2 separate regions of the Homo sapiens genome follow, and region 1 is linked to region 2. The links are chromatin loops, found by intact Hi-C in ENCODE. Cell type or tissue: CD4-positive, alpha-beta T cell. All regions are shown on one strand. Links, peaks and the distances in the headings refer to the core of each region. The heading gives the core; the rest is flanking DNA.

Evidence for each region. A loop is a pair of places that touch in the nucleus more often than their neighbours do. Peaks named below come from ENCODE experiments on the same cell type or tissue, not always from the same donor. Only the 100,000 strongest peaks of a DNase experiment are listed, where the experiment ranks them.
Region 1: a loop joins it to region 2, with 2.6 times the contacts of the local background. A loop is called at or near these places in 2 of 110 quality-filtered maps.

Annotation. Positions count from the first base shown.
Region 1 is chr3:8,356,011-8,358,927 of GRCh38, forward strand. All of the region lies in intron 3 of LMCD1-AS1 (LMCD1 antisense RNA 1), which reads right to left. Among named protein-coding and RNA genes, the nearest start is that of LMCD1-AS1, 140 kb to the right of the region's middle. In CD4-positive, alpha-beta T cell, for the core only: no CTCF peak of the experiment used is centred there; a DNase peak (open chromatin) is centred at 1,381; H3K27ac peaks cover 1,946 bases.
Region 2 is chr3:7,875,667-7,878,583 of GRCh38, forward strand. No RefSeq gene overlaps it. Among named protein-coding and RNA genes, the nearest start is that of GRM7-AS1, 340 kb to the left of the region's middle. In CD4-positive, alpha-beta T cell, for the core only: no CTCF peak of the experiment used is centred there; a DNase peak (open chromatin) is centred at 1,335; H3K27ac peaks cover 370 bases.

The DNA.
Region 1 (2,917 bases), core at 252-2,751, 480 kb after region 2:
CAGAAAACTACAAAGAACCAAGCTGACCCTCCTCTGTTTTTATAAATAAAATTTTATTGGAACACAACCATGCTCATTTGTTTGGGTGTTGTCAAATGCTGCATTCCTGCTACAAAGGCAGAGTTGAGTAGTTGTAAGGGAAACTTTATGGCCTGTGATCAACTTGATTGGATTAAAGGATGCAAAGTATTGTTCCTGGGTGTGTCTGTGAGGGTGTTGCCACAGGAGATTAACATTTGAGTCAGTGGACTGGGAGAGGCAGATCCACCCTCAATCTAGGTGGGCACAATCTAATCAGCTGGCAGCTGGGCCAGAATAAAAGCAGGCAGAAGAACATGGAAGAAATAGACTGGCTGAGTCTTCCAGCCTACATCTTTCTCCCATGCTGGATGCTTCCTGCCCTCAAACATTGGACTCTAAGTTCTTTAGCTTTTGGACTCTTGGTCCTTTGACCACAGACTGAACTATACCACTGTCGGCTTCCCTGCTCTTGAGGTTTTGGGACTGGCTTTCTTGTTCCCCAGCTTGCAGGCGGCCTGTTATGGGACTTCACCTTGTGATCGTGTGAATCAATACTCCTTAATAAACTCCCTTTCATATATACATCTATCCTATTAGTCCTGTACCTCTAGAAAACTCTAATACAGCCTGCAAGTTCTAAAACATTTATTATCTAACCCTTTCAGAGAAATTGTGCCCATCCCTGGGTCAAAGCCAGATCTCCAGAGCTGGCATGCCTGGGTTCACAGCCAGCTTTGAGATATCGTGGACCACATTCCTCTCTGGCATGGACTTTCCTCCCTGGAACATCCATCCAGGGGTGTCCATTGACTGCAGTTGCTCCCAGTTCTCATGCTTTAGAGAACATCAGTGCTTTTCCCATCTCAACCTGAGAAAGGAATAACAGGGTGGTCACAGGACAGTCATGAGGGAACAACTAAGGCAAGGCAGCCATTAAAGACTCACATGAGGCTGGGCGTGGTAGCTCATGCCTGTAATCCCAGCACTTTGGGAGGCCGAGGCGGGCGGGTCACTTGAGGTCAGGAGTTCATGATCAGCCTGGCCAACATGGTGTAACCCCACCTCACCTCTACTAAAAATACAAAAACTATCTGGGCATGGTGGCGGGCACCTGTAATCCCAGCTACTTAGGGGGCTGAGGCAAGAAAATTGCTTGAACACCCAAGGAGGCAGAGGTTGCAGTGAGCCAAGACTGTGACACTGCACTCCAGCCTGGGTGACAGAGCAAGACTCTGTCTCAAAAAAAAAAAAAAAAAAGACTCACATGACTGGTGAGGAAGGAACTGTTAAAACCAACTGCAGCTGTAGCAGCAAGGGGCTGATAAGTCCCTGACAAACAGGATGTGGGCAAAAGCTGGTTAAAACAGGCCAAATCCAAACCCAACATGGCACTAGATTTGACCCAGTTTTCACCTAGAACATAATTATACGGTCATTAGCATGCTAAATCACACACCCATGGGCACCATGACAGTTCTGAATATGCCCAGGTTTGGTATAACAATGCATGACACTTCATTTCAGGGAAATCCCCGTCCCTTCTATAGAATCTAATGAATACCACCCTCTAATTAAAGAAAACCCATAATAAAGGAAAGTTCATACCCTGTGGGGCACTCTTCTCTTGAGTGCGTACTTTTGCTTTGCAATAAAAGCTCTTATATTCTCGCTACTCTCTGACTCATCCTTAAATTCTTCCAATGGTGTCAAGAGCCTGAACATTCCCTAGGGTTGAGGTCCTGCTGCTGTCCAGGGATCTCCCCTCACTGGCTGGCATCAAACCCACCATAAAAGCCATTGCTGAGGCCTCAGGGGCAGCATATCCTCACGCATCTCCAGGCTACCCACCCAACCTATGCCTGTGTGTTTCCCTGTCCTCACTGGGACACTTGCCTTCGTGATTTGAGGACATTTGATTAACCCAGTCTAAGGGCTGAAAATAACTTTTCTTCCTTGAAAACAACTGCTGTACTTTGGATTCCCCAAGAAGCAGTCCCTGAGACAAGATTGGAATGATTGAAATGTAAGTAGTTTATTTGGGAGTAATCTCAGAAGATACGGGAAAGTGAGGGGGAGGTAAAGCAGAGAACGGAAGAAAACCATTTGGTGTGTGATTGAGCAAGTTGGAACGATGGGAAACTGGAGCTTAATTCTGATGAATCTTTGGAAGTCAGTGTTAGATCACGTCTCCAAGTCATCCCGATTGGAGGTGAACAAGAGCCCTCTGGAGGCTCTATCCACCAATTCCAGTCCATCATTGGTTGAGGAAAGCTCACAAAGGTGTTCGTTATCTGGCCCTCCCAGCCCACCAGGCATCTTGCTCCAGCAGTCAAGAGAGAACCCTGGATGGAGATGTAGAAATGGCAATTGGTAGTCAGGCCAGAGTGCACTCAAATGGTAAAGAGGCCAGGGGATATGGGTACCTACAGGATCCAATACCACACTGTGTCAAATAAAGCACCCTCAAAGGAAAGAGGGGATAGAATCAGAGTTAGGGAATATTGAGATTTTACATAGAAATGTAAATACCTTGTTAAAGCTGCCATGTTGCTGTTAGAATACAATTGCCTCAACCAAAGGCAACTGAAAGTGTTTGAATTTGGAATACAGAGTATTTATTCTTCTGATAGAATTGCTCTGGGATGTTTAAAGTAAGAGCAGCTCTCTACCTTCGAAGTTTATTAATGTTACTAGGCTGTCAATCAAGCTGTTTTCATTTCTTTTGTCCCAGATGAAAATGTTCTGCTTTCTCTGCACTTAAGACATATCATTTCTCCTCACTAGTACTGCAGAGAAAACTGTCCTTGTAATGCCATATCAAGTTTTTCATACTTTTGTTTTCTTTCATGTAAACATGGTTGACACTTTTAAGTTAGTTTGATCTATATTTTATAAG
Region 2 (2,917 bases), core at 118-2,617:
ATTAACACTAATGATAACTGATGAGCTAAAAAATTTCAAAAAATTGCAAACAAATTCAATGTTTTAAGAAAGTGTATGAATTTTTGTTGGGATGCATTCAAAGCCATCCTGGGCCACCGGTTGGACAAGCTTCTTATGAGCAAACACTCCACTATTTTATGTTAGGGAATTGAGTATCAGTGGATTTTGGTATTCACAGGTGGTCCTGGAGCCAGTCACCCAAGGTTGCTGAAGAATGATTGTATTTATTAAATACGCAAGGGAAAAAACATTATAGTAAAGAAACCTGGCAAACACTACCTTAAGTGATTAGAGTGAATATCATTATTGATGAGTCACATTGAAATCATGCACTCCCTGATAAGATGCAAGAAGAATGTGGAGTCATTTGTGTGATATTCCTGCCAAACAGGCATAGCCTGAATTCAATCATGAAATAAACATCAGATAAACTTGAAGGACTTTCTTTAAAAAATAACTCTCCTACACTCTTCAAAAAGTTTCAAGGAAAGACTAGGAACTATTCCAAATTGAAAGAGCCTAAAATAATATGAAACTGTGGGCCAAATGTGACTCTTATTTATTCCTTTGGCTATAAAAGACATTGCTGGGATATTTGGCAAAACTTGAATGGCTGTTAGTAATGTAGTAATGTTAATTTCTTGATTTTGATGGTAATTCTATGATTATTCTATAAACAAAGAGAATGTTCATGGAGAATATAGGCTGAAATATTCAACATATTCCAGGAAACATCACATGTAGCTTATTCTCAGATGGTTCAAAAAATGTGGTTTTCTTTTCATTTTTCTCTTAAATTGCACTTATTTCAAAAAATAAAGATTCATAAATCCTATCACTTTTGTAGAAATAAATCACATGGAACTTGAAAGAAAACAATGTTTAAGCAGTAAATTTGTGATATGTGGGTATTTAAGAACAGGGTACTTGTTATGAAGATGCATGGGGTGGTGGGTGAACAAATGACAAAAAATAGATTGTTTAAGAAGTCTGTATTAGTCTGTTTTCACACTGCTATAAGTGACCTGAGACTGGGTCATTTATAAAGAAAAGAGATTTAATTGACTCACAGTTCCGCTTGGCTAGAGGGACTTCCTGAAACTTACAATCATGGCAGAAGGCAAAGGAGAAGCAAGCATCTTCTTACATGGTGGCAGGAGAGAGAGAAAGCAAGCGGGGAAGTGCCACACTTTGAAACTATCAGATCTCATGAGAAGTCATTCACTGTCATGATAACAGCACGAGGCAAATCCACCCCCATCATCTAATCACCTCCCACCAGGTCCCTCCCTCAACATGTGGGGGATTACAATTTGAGATGAGATTTGGGTGGAAACATAGAACCAAACCACATCAAAGTCTCTTCACAAAATAGCAACAGGAAATTGTGTGGAGCCTGGGTATAGGGAGGAAGTTATTGAATCATGCCTTTCATCCTGTTTTAAGCTGATAGAGGGAGATGTCATTTAATTGCCTTGGGTTTATTTACACAAGAAAATGAAAGTGCCAATAGTAACCTGTGAAAAATGCCAGAACTCAGGGTTGGTTATATATGACTAGTTGAGGGGTTTTCTAATCACAAATGTCTAAGTCTAATGCTCAAACACAGCAAGATAATTTATCAGTTATTCAGAAAGAGTATGGAAAAATAGTGGTGAAATAGACAAACAGCCCATTTTTATTTTTACATCTAATTGTTCTCCCTTCATGGAGTTTACCTTAAAATAATTTGTTAATAATGCTGAGAGCTGTTATTTCTATCTGTAAACAGCTTACTAGGGATAGGTCATTTCTATGAAGTTTGGAAAGGAAGGGCTGGGCATAGTGACTCATACCTGCAGTCCCGGTACTTTGGGAGGCCGAGGTCGGGAGATCTCTTGAGCTCAGAAGTTCAAGACCATCCTGGGAAACATGGCAAAACCCCGTCTCTACTAAAACTACAAAAATTAGCTGGGTGTGGTGGTGCACACCTGTATTCCCAGCTACTCAAGAACACTGAGGTGGGAGAATCGTTTGAACCCAGGAGGTAGAGGCTGCAGTGAGCTGAGATTGTACCACTGCACCCCAGCCTGGGTGACAGTCTGACTTCATCTCATAAAAGAAAAAAAAATTAAAAAAAAAGAAAGAAAGAAAAAATTGGGAAGGAGAAAGATGAGGTGGGGGTTAGGCCAAGGTGGTGAACTAGAAGCAGTTATGTATGCCACTCTCACAGAGAAGAAACAAGAGGGCTGGCGAACATTGGCCCTGCAAGGCCAGTCATCTGAGAAACTACATCGGGTTCCATCAAGGCAGCAGGGGAACAGAGAGAGCAGAGAGGAGTGAGGCTGGAAACCAGCTTGTATTAGTTTAGTGCAGAGCTGGGAGTACCTCTCAAAAGCAGGAAAGGGTGAGTGAATGAACTCTCCACAGGGACCTGTCTGGGAACCTCTCCTGGGAATGAGAGATTCCCCCTATCCCTCCTGCAGCCTTCCTTCTAGACTGGGGTAGAGAGCCATCTGGACATTCTGTGAGGGCAACTCTTAAGTTCAAGGAAATCTCTACAAGCCTTGGGCCCCAGAGTAGACCAGCACTGGCAACACAGCCTCACTAGAGTCTGTAATCATAGTGCCTGGGAACAACAGGATTGCTCCACCCCATTCCCTTACCAGAAAAGATTGGTGCCAGCTTCCAGCCCAGCTGTCCTACTTTGGCCTGAACTCAGCTGGCAGCCACAGGCTCCTGTTGTCCCAGGAAGTTCCTGGGTGGCAAGGTAGGAGACCCCTACACACTGGTAGCCAGGCAGGCAAAACTTGCCAGAACTTCTAGCCTAATGGTACCGCTGCTGTGTGGATTCTGCCAGATGATACATTTATCCGGTGGCTCTGAGAAATGCTCAGATAGCAGGGTGGGTGAGGCC